Linked DNA regions of Homo sapiens: region 2 is linked to region 1. The links are chromatin loops, found by intact Hi-C in ENCODE. Cell type or tissue: heart left ventricle. All regions are shown on one strand. Links, peaks and the distances in the headings refer to the core of each region. The heading gives the core; the rest is flanking DNA. Region 1 holds the start of LOC124904614 (a long non-coding RNA gene). Region 2 overlaps GNG7 (G protein subunit gamma 7).

Region 1 (5,363 bases), core at 99-5,098:
GACTGTCACCCCCTTTCCTGAAAGAGGCACATAGAGGTGAAGTCATCGCCCCAAGGTTGCTTAGCTGTTAAAAGGCAGCATGAGGGCTGGTCCCGGTGGCTCACGCCTGGAATCCCAGCACTTTGGGAGGCCAAGGTGGAAGGATCACTTGAGCCCAGGAGTTCAAGACCAGCCTGGGCAACACAGAGAGACCCCATCTCTAGTAAAAATTTTCAAAAATTAGCCAGTCATCGTGGTACATGCCTATATAGGCCTCACTACTCAGGAGGCTGAGTTGGGGGCATCACTTGAGCCCAGGAAGTCAAGGCTGCCATAAGCTATGACGGCGCTGCTGCCAGGCACAGTGGCTCACGCATGTAATCCTATCACTCTGGGAGGAGAGGCAGGTGGATCACCTGCGGTCAGGAGTTCGAGACCAGCCTGGCCAACATGGTGAAACCCCGTCTCTACTAAAAATACAAAACTTAGCTGGGCATGGTGGCGTGCACCTGTAATCCCAGCTACTCAGGGGGCTGAAGCTGGAGAATCGCTTGAACCCAGAGGACAGAGGTTGCAGAGAGCCGAGATTGTGCCACTGCATACTCTTCCAGCCTGGGTGACAGAGTGAGACTCCGTCTTGTCTCAAAACAATCAAAAAAAAAAATTAAAAACAAAGGTAGAATGTGGAAGGAAATGAAACCATCAGGGAATGAGCCCAAGATGTGTCCCATCCCAGTGTCCCCTCTGTGCCTCAGTTTACCCTCATCACACTGATCTTCCTCTTGGGAACATGGGAGCCCCTAGCCTAGGGATGTGGGAGTCAAGGTCTGTTCTCAGCAGGCCACTTTCCTGTGACAACCCTGAAAGGAGGTGAAAGGTCAGAGGCTGCTGGGTCGCCCCACCCTGCCCTGGAGACAGAATTCAGATACCTGGCGTCATGGATTCCCAGAGGTCTGAAAGTCCTGCTCACCTGGAACGTGGGAACGCCCTTCAGAGCTCCCTTCCCTCCCCGACCCAGGAAATATAGGGGTCTCCCCATTCTGGGTCTGGCTCAGGGACTGTGTGTCCCTGACTGCCCTCCATGAAGGAGGCCGCCCTTGGGTCTGCCGGGAGGAGGAAGACGACTAGGAGGAGGAGGAGGAGGAGGAGAGGCAGGGCGGCCAGCCTGAGTGGAGGAATCCCCGAACCGGCTAAAAATAGCCAAGGAAATTATTCCAACACCTTCCCAAAATAGAAAGCAGTCTCTGGGCCCAACAAAAGGCCAGGGCTGGTCGGCAGCTAGAGAGGAGGTGGCGTTTAAGAAAGGTGACCTGCGACAGCCCCCCCACCCTGCCCTCCCTCTACGGCCCTTCGTCCCCTAGAGTCTTCCAGGGCCAGGTGTGGGCAGAGGGGCAGGCCCAGGCGGGTGTGGGGCCCCTGGCTCCCCCTCGCCCCTGCCCCTCCCCAAAATCCTGGACCAAAGGGCTCCTGACCCGGGAACTGGGAGGGGCCAAGCCACTCGCGTTAAAAATAGCCCTTGCCTCCTCCCAGGCTATATTTAGATCCCTTGGCACCGGCGTCAGCAGGAAGGCAGCGGCTGGGCACACCCCACCGGGCCGCCCGGGCGCCCTGGCTCAGGCACCGCCCCTGGCCACCGCAGCTGGGCAGAGACCAACTGTATGGACAGAGCTGGCTGCAGCACCCAACTTGCTGGGTGGTGCCAGGACACCCGCAGACCCTCTCTGAGCCGGCTTGTGCAGGAGAGAGCGGGAGACAAGCTGGTGGGACTCTACACTGCAGAGGGCGCTGGGAAAAGGCTGCTCCCAGCCCCGGGCCCTCACTCTGGGGGCCCGGCGGGGCGGGCAGTGCGCCGGCCTCAGTTTCCCCATCTGTGCAATGGGACATTAACAGCACCCGCATCACAGCGCTCAGCTCACGGTCGGACACGCACTAAGCGCTCTGCACGGGTTGGCAGTCAACGAAAGTGGGTGTCACTGCTTTCTCCAAGTCCCCGTCCCGCCCGGGCCAGCTCCAGAAACGCAGGGGCTGATGTCATCCCCAGGCTCAAACCTCCCAGCGTGGCCGACGCAGGCAGGCGCCGCCGTCACGGGCGTTCCTGCGCCAGGGAATCCCGGCCCCGGCGCCGGGGCCCCAGTGGAAACCCGTGACGCCAGCGCCCGCCGCCGTGGGTCTTCCGGGCTGGCGGTAGCGGGGCGGGGCGTTCTCCCGCGCCGCTGACCCCACCTCCGCGCCAGCCCCGGGAACGCGCACGGCCTCTCTCCACCCTCCGCGAGCCCAGTGTGCTTGCGCTTGCGCTTGCCCCGCACTCAGTCGCCCCCTCCACGAGTGCACACTCCACTCACGCGGGATGCGCAGGACGCCGACAAGCAGGCGTCCACAGTGGGTCTGCAGGGACGCATCGCATGGGCAGGCCTGGTGGGTGTAGGTGTGCAGGAGTTCGTGGACATGCGTGTGCACGATCCCGCGTGGAAGGCACGGTGGACATGCGTGTGCACAATCCCGCGTGAAATGCAAAGGTAGGCATGCGTGTGCACGATCCTTCGTGGAATGAACAGTGGGTATGCCTGTGCACGTTCCCCTTGGAAGGCGCCGTGGGTACCCGTGCACGGTGCTGGCCCTTTGCAGGAGGATGGGGAGCCCTGGCTGGAGAGTACAGATTCCGGACACACACACTCACACACACACACACACTCATTCACCCTCTCTCCCGGTGCCCGTGGCCTGTGGGCGTGGAGCCGTGGGCGATGACTCTCAGGCTGTTCACCGTCTCCCCACCAGTCTGGGAGCTAATTACTGTCAGGACCAGACGGGGTGGCTGGAAAGATGAACAAATCGCTGTGTGTCTGCAGCCCGTCTGGAGCTGCAGGCCTCATAGGCGTCTGTTCCGGGGGTGTCGGGCGTGACGCGGCCCTGGGTGGAGGGCGGGCAGCCTGGGTGCTGCGTGCACCGTGGGGGAGCCCTGGGTTTCTGCGTGGGTCCTGGAGGGTCTGCGGTGAGTGATGGGAAAGTGATGGATGAGTGATGGGGGTCCGTGTCTGCCGTATGTGCCTTTGTGTGAAAGCGAGAGACAGGAGGCCTGGCGGCGTCTATTCTCCCGATCAACAAAGTGGATGTAATAATAGTATTTACCCTATAAGGTTACGGGGACCCAGCAACCTCACTTCTCTTGGTACTATCTGAAAGAAATACACAACTTAGGAGCACACAGAGACCAGGAGGTAAATGCACGTAGCAGCTTTGTTCCTCATCACCAAAACCTGGGAAGAGCTCAAATACCCCTCCATTCAGAGGGGAACAGGTCAACGGAGGTCGGTTCATAGAATGAAAGTTCAGCAGTCAAGAGGAACGCACTCGCCTTCAAAACATGCTCAGTGAGGCCGGGCGCGGTGGTTTATGCCTGTAATCCCAGCACTTTGGGAGGCCCAGGTGGGCGGATCACTTGAGGTCAGGTGTTTGAGACCAGCCTGATCAGCGTGGTGAAACCTCATCTCTACTAAAAATACAAAAAATTAGCCGGCCATGGTGGTGGGCACCTGTAGTCCCAGCTACTCCGGAGGCTGAAGCAGGAGAATCGCTTGAACCTGGGAGGCGGAGGTTGCAATGAGTTGAGATAGTGCCACTGCACTCCAGCCTGGGTGACAGAACACGACTCAGTCTCAAAAAATGAAATGAAATGAAATAAATGAAATGAAATGGAATAAATAAAATGAAAATAAAAATAAAGCATGTGCACCCAACACACAAACACACAGGTATGCACACTCATGCCAAAACAATTGCAGGGGCCCCAGCAGCCCCTAGAATCCCCATCAGAGGCTGGGGAGGAAGATCGGCGGCAGGAGGGACAGACAGTGCCTATGTGCCCCAGATTGTGTCTCTGTCACCAGCTGCCAGAGCCCGTGCCTGTCTGAGGAGGTGGGTGTCTCCGGACCGCCCACCTCTGTGTCTGTCTCCAGGACATAGGCTCCACCTCCCCCCAGGGCCTCACTCCCATCTCCTCCTCCCACCCTGGTCCCCCACCTTCCTGTCCCCACCCTTGTTGGCGGTAGGAACCTACTGTTTCTGGCTGCAAGAGGAGATGGTTGAGGGGGCCCAGTCAGGGCATCCGTTTATCATCCCTCTATTTCTCTTCTTAGCTCAACAAGAAGACCTTCCTGTCTCTGGGCCTCGGTTTCTCCGGCTGTGAAATGGAAGGATAGTTTCTTAGGGTATATGGGCATCACCTCCCCACCTGTGCAGTTCTAATCCCACCAACCCTGGCTGTTTCTGGAGCTTCCTGCAGGCAATGGTCTGAGCCATAGGAGAACTCAAATGATGGAAAATCACAGGTGGGGTGTAGGACTCCCCACACTCCCATGAACCCCTTCAGGCATGGAAGGACAGACACCTCAGGAGGGGATGGCTGGGGTGGGTAGCACAGGTAGGCTTGCAGGGGAAGAGAGGGGATATTTGTGTGTCCAAAATCCTGGCCGGGCACGGTGGCTGACGTCTGTTATCCCAGCACTTTAGGAGGCCAAGGTGGGCAGATCACTTGAGGTCAGGGGTTCAAGACCAGCCTGACCAACAAGGTGAAACCCTGTCTCTACTAAAAATACAAAAATTAGCCAGATGTGGTGGCATGCACCTGTAATCCCAGCTACTCGGGAGGCTGAGGTGGGAGAATCACTTGAAGCCGGAGGCGGAGTTTGCGGTGAGCCGAGATCACACCATTGCACTCCAGCCTGGGCGATGGAGCGAGACTCCATCTCAAAAAAAAAAAAGAAAGAAAGAAAAGAAAAAATAAAATGCGGCCGGGCGCAGTGGCTCACGCCTGTAATCCCAGCACTTTGGGAGACCGAGGTGGGCAGATCACAAGGTCAGGAGATCGAGACCATCCTGGCTAACAAGGTGAAACCCCGTCTCTACTAAAAAAATATGAAAAATTAGCCAGGCGTGGTGGCAGGCGCCTGTAGTCCCAGCTACTCGGGAGGCTGAGGCAGGAGAGTGGCGTGAGCCCGGGAGGCGGAGCTTGCAGTGGGCCGAGATCGCGCCACTGCACTCCAGCCCGGGCAACTGAGCAAAACTCCATCTCAAAAAAAAAAAGAAAGAAAGAAAAAAAAGAAAGAAAATGCGTGTCTCTGCATGAGGGCCTGTGTGTGGGCACCAGGCTCTGGCTTCTGGAGGTGAACAAATCAAAGTGGACTCAGGTGTTTCCTGGACATGAGTGTGTACTCTCAGGCGTGGGCTTATTCCCACCCCGTGGATGTCTAGAATGTCGTTTCCCAGGATCTTTTTGTTGTTTGAAGATGTGCAAATGTCTGGTATGCAGAGTAGAGACATTCAGTACATATTTGCAAAATGATGTGTTCGTGTATTCACTCATTTGTCCACTCAGCAAATATTCA
Region 2 (5,363 bases), core at 157-5,156, 50 kb before region 1:
ATCCCCCGCCCCCGCCGACCCCACCGCCGGGTGGACAGAGAGCAGCTTTTCTTTTCTCCTGCTCCCGTCACCGCGGCGACCAAACCCACACTGGCGGCGCGTCACCCTCTGTCGTCGCGGCCTCTTTGTCTGAACAAGCCGGCTCATTCTTAGGCTCCAAGCTCCGGCTGAAGGCAGCGGCGGGACCTGCCCCGCTGGTCTATTTTTCACTTTCTCGTGGGCACCTCATTCATTCCCTCTCTTTAGCCCCTTCTAAATATAGCTGCCCCGGGGACCGATTTAGCCTGAGAGCAAAGGGCCCACACTGACAGGGACAGTCACAAGGCACTATTTTCCAGCCAGTGCGGCCCTCCCTTCCATGTGGCAGAGGCCCTCCCGCCCGCAGCCCTGGGCCCCACGGCCCTGCCTTGAGGTCACAGAGCCACCAACGGTCAGAGCTGGCACGGAAGGCCCCACACACAGCCGCCCTCCCAGGCCCTGCTGGGCGACCTGGCCCTGGAGAGGCTGCAGGTGCAGGGTGGGTGCCCACGCTGGGTGCAGGGTCTCTGCATGCAGACCCTGGTTGCTGAGGGGGCCCTGGGGTTCTGTGGAGCGGGCAGCAGGTGTGGCCAGTCTCAGACCTGTCTCTTGTATTGAAGTTTCCATTTCAGTCGGGCTCCCCGGGCTCTGCGTGGGTCCCCTCTTTGGCGTCCTGGTGAGAACATGGCAGGCCGTGGGGGGCCTGCATCCCAGCTGCCAGGGGACACATCAACGCCTGATCGTTGCCCTGTGCCTTCTCACCCTGATGCCCTGTGTCCGCTCTGGAAGCTGTGTGCACCTTTCTTTTTCGTTTGTTTGTTTTGTTTTGTTTTGTTTTGTTTTTGAGGCAGAGTCTCGCTCCGTTGCCCAGGCTGGAGTGCAGTGGCGCGATTTTGGCTCACCGCAACCTTTACCTCCCGGGTTCAAGCAATTCTCCTGCCTCAGACTCCTGAGTAGTGGCATTACAGGTGCCCACCACCACTCACGGCTAATTTTTTTGTATTTTTAGTAGAGAGGGGGTTTCACCGTGTTGGCCAGGCTGGTCTCAAACTCCTGATCTCAGGTGATCCACCCACCTCAGCCTCCCAAAGTGCTGGTATTACAGGCATGAGCCACTGCACCTGGCCTTTTTTTTTTTTTTTTTTTTTTAAGACAGTTTCGCTCTTGTTGCTTAGGCTGGAGTATAGTGGCGCAATCTTGGCTCACTGCAACCTCTGCCTCCCAGGTTCAGGCAATTCTCCTGCCTCAGCCTCCTGAGTAGCTGGGATTACAGGCATGCGCTACCATGCCCAGCTAATTTTGATTTTTTTTTTAGTAGAGATGGGGTTTCACTATGTTGACCAGGCTGGTCTCGAACCCCTGACGTCAAGTGATCCGCCCGCCTCGGTCTCCCAAAGTGCTGGAAATACAGGCATAAGCCACCGTGCCCGGCCTATGTGTGCACCTTTCTGCAGAGTCTAAACCAGGGTCCCCTAGGCACTGTAGACATGGCGGCCAGATTGTTCTCTGAGGTGGGCCTGTCCTGGGCACTGCAGGGTGCTGAGCAGTATCCCTGGCCTCCACCCACTCCATGCCAGGAGCACCCCCCAGTTACGACAACCACAGATGTCGCCAGACAGCGCCCAGGGTCCCCTGGGGGACGGAATTACCTCTAGGTGAAACCCCCAGGGATAGGGGATTCCACGGACCCCCAAGAGACTCTGCGTCCCATGATCCTCTGCTGTGCTGAGGTCCCAGGAGGCTGCACACAATGAAATCCACACCGAGCTGGGAGGGAGAGAGGAGGTGAATCCCAGGAGTTGGGGGTCCCCCTGGTTCACACCATCCATCCCGTTGGGAGCTTATTCTAGTGTGGGTAGGGATTGAACCCCATTTTCCCCAAATAATTAACTCAGGGTCTTCTCCCTCAGCACTGTGGACAGTGGGGTAAGATCCTTCTCTGGGGTGAGGCTGTGCTGGGCACTTACGGTTGCTGAGCAGCGCCCCTGGCCTCCACCCACTCCATGCCAGGAGCTCCCCCAACCCCGACAACCACAGATGTCTCAGGCATCGCCCAGGGTTTCCTGGCGGGGCTGAATCACCCACCCCCCCAATTAAGAGCCACTGTTGGCCCAGCACGGTGGCTCATGCCTAAAATCCCAGCACTTTGAGAGGCCAAGGTGGGCAGATCACCTGAGGTCAGGAGTTTGAGACCAACCTGGCCAACATGGTGAAACCCCATCTCTACTAAAAATGCAAAAATTAGCTGGGCGTGGTGGGGGTGGGGGGCGCCTATAACCCCAGCTACTCAGGAGGCTGAGGCAGGAGAATCTCCTGAACCCGGGAGGCGGAGGTTGCAGTGAGCCGAGATCGCGCCACTGCACACTGTCCTCAGGGGCTTCTGTGAGATGCACTGAGGTCCTCATGGCTCCCGGGGGTGCTCATGGCTGAGGCCCTCGTGCCCACAGCAGGCGTGCAGATGTGCACATTGACGCAGGTGCCCAGGGACACAGCTCTCTGCAAACCCAGCTGCCCCAGCCACTGTACGAAGGCGACTTGTTCCTCACAGTGCCTCGGAGCCTTCTCTTCTCTCCCAAACTACTGTTCCATTTTGTTTGGGTTTGGATCTTTTCCTCTCTAAACATAACACCCTGTCTCTCTTGTCTCTGAACACTGTGTTCTCAGAAGCAGTCATCCCTCCACGGGGAAGGGCTGACGTTTCCACTCCAAGCATTGTCTCCCCTCCTGCCAAATCTGGTTGCTGGTTTTGTTGCTTGGGGTTTATTTTTCTTTCCTTTTTCGAGGCAGGCAGAGGTTTGGAGGGGTGAGAGGTGGGGGATTGCCAGACCCCCAGGAGGAAAGAGTCCAGGAGCTCTGCGAGCTATAAAGCTACTGGTTCTGGAAGTTTTAGAGCCAGATGAAGGTTGCTTCTGTTCTCACGTTGCTGCTGCAGGCCGGCCGCCCCTCCCGCCTTCAAGGCCACCTTCCCCCGGGGCTGACTCACCCCGGCACGCCGCGCCACACAAGGCTGGCTCTGCTTTGATGAGCAGACTGGAAAAGCGCAGCCGCCTCATTGTGGAGCTGCCTGGAAGCCGCCAGAGCCCGCTCTGAGCTGGAATTCGCTGAGCCTGACTTCCTGTGCCGTCAGGAGAGCAAACGCCCGCTGGCCTTAGGAGCCGGTTTACAGGAAGCAGCCATGGGAGGACGGTTTGCTCGGCTCATGGAGAAGCAGCCACCCTCTGCACGGGTTTTAATGCTGCACCCTCATCTCAGGGCTGTGAAAAGAAAAATTGCAGGCCGGGAGCGGGGGTTCATGCCCGGGATCCTAGCACTTTGGGAGGCCGAAGCAGAGGGATTGCTTGAGCCCAGGAGTTTGAGACTGGCCTGAGCAATACGGTGAGGCCCCAGCTCTAAAAGAAAAAATATTAAAAATTAGCCGGGCATGGTGGTGCACACCTGTAGTCCCAGCTACTCAGAAGGCTGAGGTGGGAGGATCTCTGGAGGCCAGGAGGTCAAGGCTGCAGTGAGCTGTGATTGCACCACTGCACTCCAGCCTGGGTGACAGAGCAAGACCCTGTGTCAAAAAAAAAAAAAAAAAGGAGGCCAGGCACGGCGTCTCATACATGGAATCCCAGGACTTTGGGAGGCCAAGGCAGGTGGATCACTTGAGATCAGGAGTTTGAGACCAGCCTGGCCAACATGGTGAAACCCTGTCTCTACAAAAAAATAAAAATAAAAAATAAGCCTGGTGTGGTGGTGGATGCCTGTAATCCCAGCTACTCGGGAGACTGAGGCAGGAGAATCACTTGAACCTGGGAGGCGGAGGTTGCAGGGAGCCGAGATGGCGTCATTGCACTCCAGCCTGGGTGACAGAGCGAGACTCTGCCTCAAAAACAAAACAAAACAAAACAAAAACCACCAAAAAAAAAAAAAAAAAAGGAAAACAGCAGAGATGATGTGTGCAGCATGCTCAGTCCAGCGTCTAACACCTAGCAGCAGCAGATGGCAAATAAGAGCTGAAGCTGTCCTGGGCTGTGGGACCCCATGCCTGCTCACCGGGGGGCCCTCCAGCCTGGAGACCCCAACCAGTCCCATCCTGGCCTTGCGTATCAGCTCCTTACACTGCATAAGAAACTACTGCATATGTGGTGGCTTAGAGCAACACGCCTGCCTGAGCTTACAGTTCTGGAGGTCATGGTGCAATGACGTCCTCTGCCCAGGGTCTCCCAGGCTGAAACTGAAACGTGAGCCGCCTGCTGTCTGACGCGAAGCTTCCAGTTGTCGTCCCCAGCTCATTCAGGTTCTTCCTGAATTCACTTCCTTGCAGTCGTAGGGCGCAGTCCCCCTTTCCTTGCTGGCTGTCAGTAATAAACATTCAGTGCACAAATGAAAAAACCCACCCCAGGCCAGGCGCGGTGACTCGCACCTGTAATCCCAGCACTTTGGGAGGCCGCGGTGGGTGGATTGCTTGAGGCCAGGAGTTCAAGACCAGCCTGGGCAACATGGTGAAACCCCGTCTCGACTAAAAAATACAAAAGTTAGCTGGATGTGGTTGTGAGCGCCTGTAATCGCAGTTACTCGGGAGGCTGAGGCAGGAGAATCACTTGAACCTGGGAGGCGGAGGTTGCGGTGAGCCGAGATCACGCCATTGCACTCCAGCCTGGGTGACAGAGCAAGACTCCATCTCAAAAAAAAAAAAAAAAAAAAAAAAAGAACACACAGCGCTGCCTCCCATGAGCCTAGCCAAGGCCCGACTGTGCACCTGCCACAGGGAGCTCTTTGGAAGGGCCGCCCTGCAGCCAGCCCCAGACAGGAGGCCCAGCAGCACTGGGTACAGAAGCACCATTTCTTCCCATCTCAGCCCTCGGCCCTGATCAGCCTTTCTTATTTTATTTTTATTTTCTTGAGACAGAGTCTCACTTTGTCCCCCAGTCTGGAGTGCAATGGTGAAACCCTAGCTCACTGCAACCTCAAACTCCTGGCCTCAAGCCATCCTCCCGCCTCAGCCTCCCGGAGTAGCTGAGACTACAGGCTTGTGCGACCACACCCAGCTTACCTTTTAATTTTTTTTTTTTTTTTTGATGGAGTCTTGCTGTGTCGCCCAGGCTAGAGTGCAGTGGCGTGATCTCGGCTCACTGCAACCTCCGCCTCCCAGGTTCAAGCGATTCTCCTGCCTCAGCCTCCTGAGTAGCTGGGATTACAGGTGCCCACCACCATGCCAGGCTAATTTTTTTGTTTTTTGTATTTTTAGTAGAGACGGGGTTTCACCATCTTGGCCAGGCTGGTCTCGAACTCCTGACCTCGTGATCCACCCACCTCGGCCTCCCAACCTGCTGGGATTACAGGCGTGAGCCACTGCCCCCGGC

What was found. A loop is a pair of places that touch in the nucleus more often than their neighbours do. Peaks named below come from ENCODE experiments on the same cell type or tissue, not always from the same donor. Only the 100,000 strongest peaks of a DNase experiment are listed, where the experiment ranks them.
Region 2: a loop joins it to region 1, with 2.7 times the contacts of the local background. A loop is called at or near these places in 62 of 110 quality-filtered maps.

The regions. Positions count from the first base shown.
Region 1 is chr19:2,491,663-2,497,025 of GRCh38, reverse strand. LOC124904614 (a long non-coding RNA gene) reads left to right here and starts at 2,244. Exons shown (of 2, transcript XR_007067090.1): 1 at 2,244-2,495; 2 at 4,116-5,320. RefSeq lists a silencer at 1,872-2,251 and enhancers at 2,041-2,335, 1,994-2,701. In heart left ventricle, for the core only: no CTCF peak of the experiment used is centred there; DNase peaks (open chromatin) are centred at 1,545 and 2,175; H3K4me3 peaks cover 1,963 bases; H3K27ac peaks cover 2,111 bases.
Region 2 is chr19:2,541,454-2,546,816 of GRCh38, reverse strand. All of the region lies in intron 3 of GNG7 (G protein subunit gamma 7), which reads left to right. Among named protein-coding and RNA genes, the nearest start is that of GADD45B, 68 kb to the right of the region's middle. RefSeq lists enhancers at 902-1,041, 1,575-1,624, 1,705-1,754, 1,150-1,968, 1,969-2,788 and 5 more and a silencer at 2,515-2,604. In heart left ventricle, for the core only: a CTCF peak has its summit at 3,073; DNase peaks (open chromatin) are centred at 376, 2,486, 2,706 and 3,066; H3K4me3 peaks cover 1,578 bases; H3K27ac peaks cover 3,490 bases.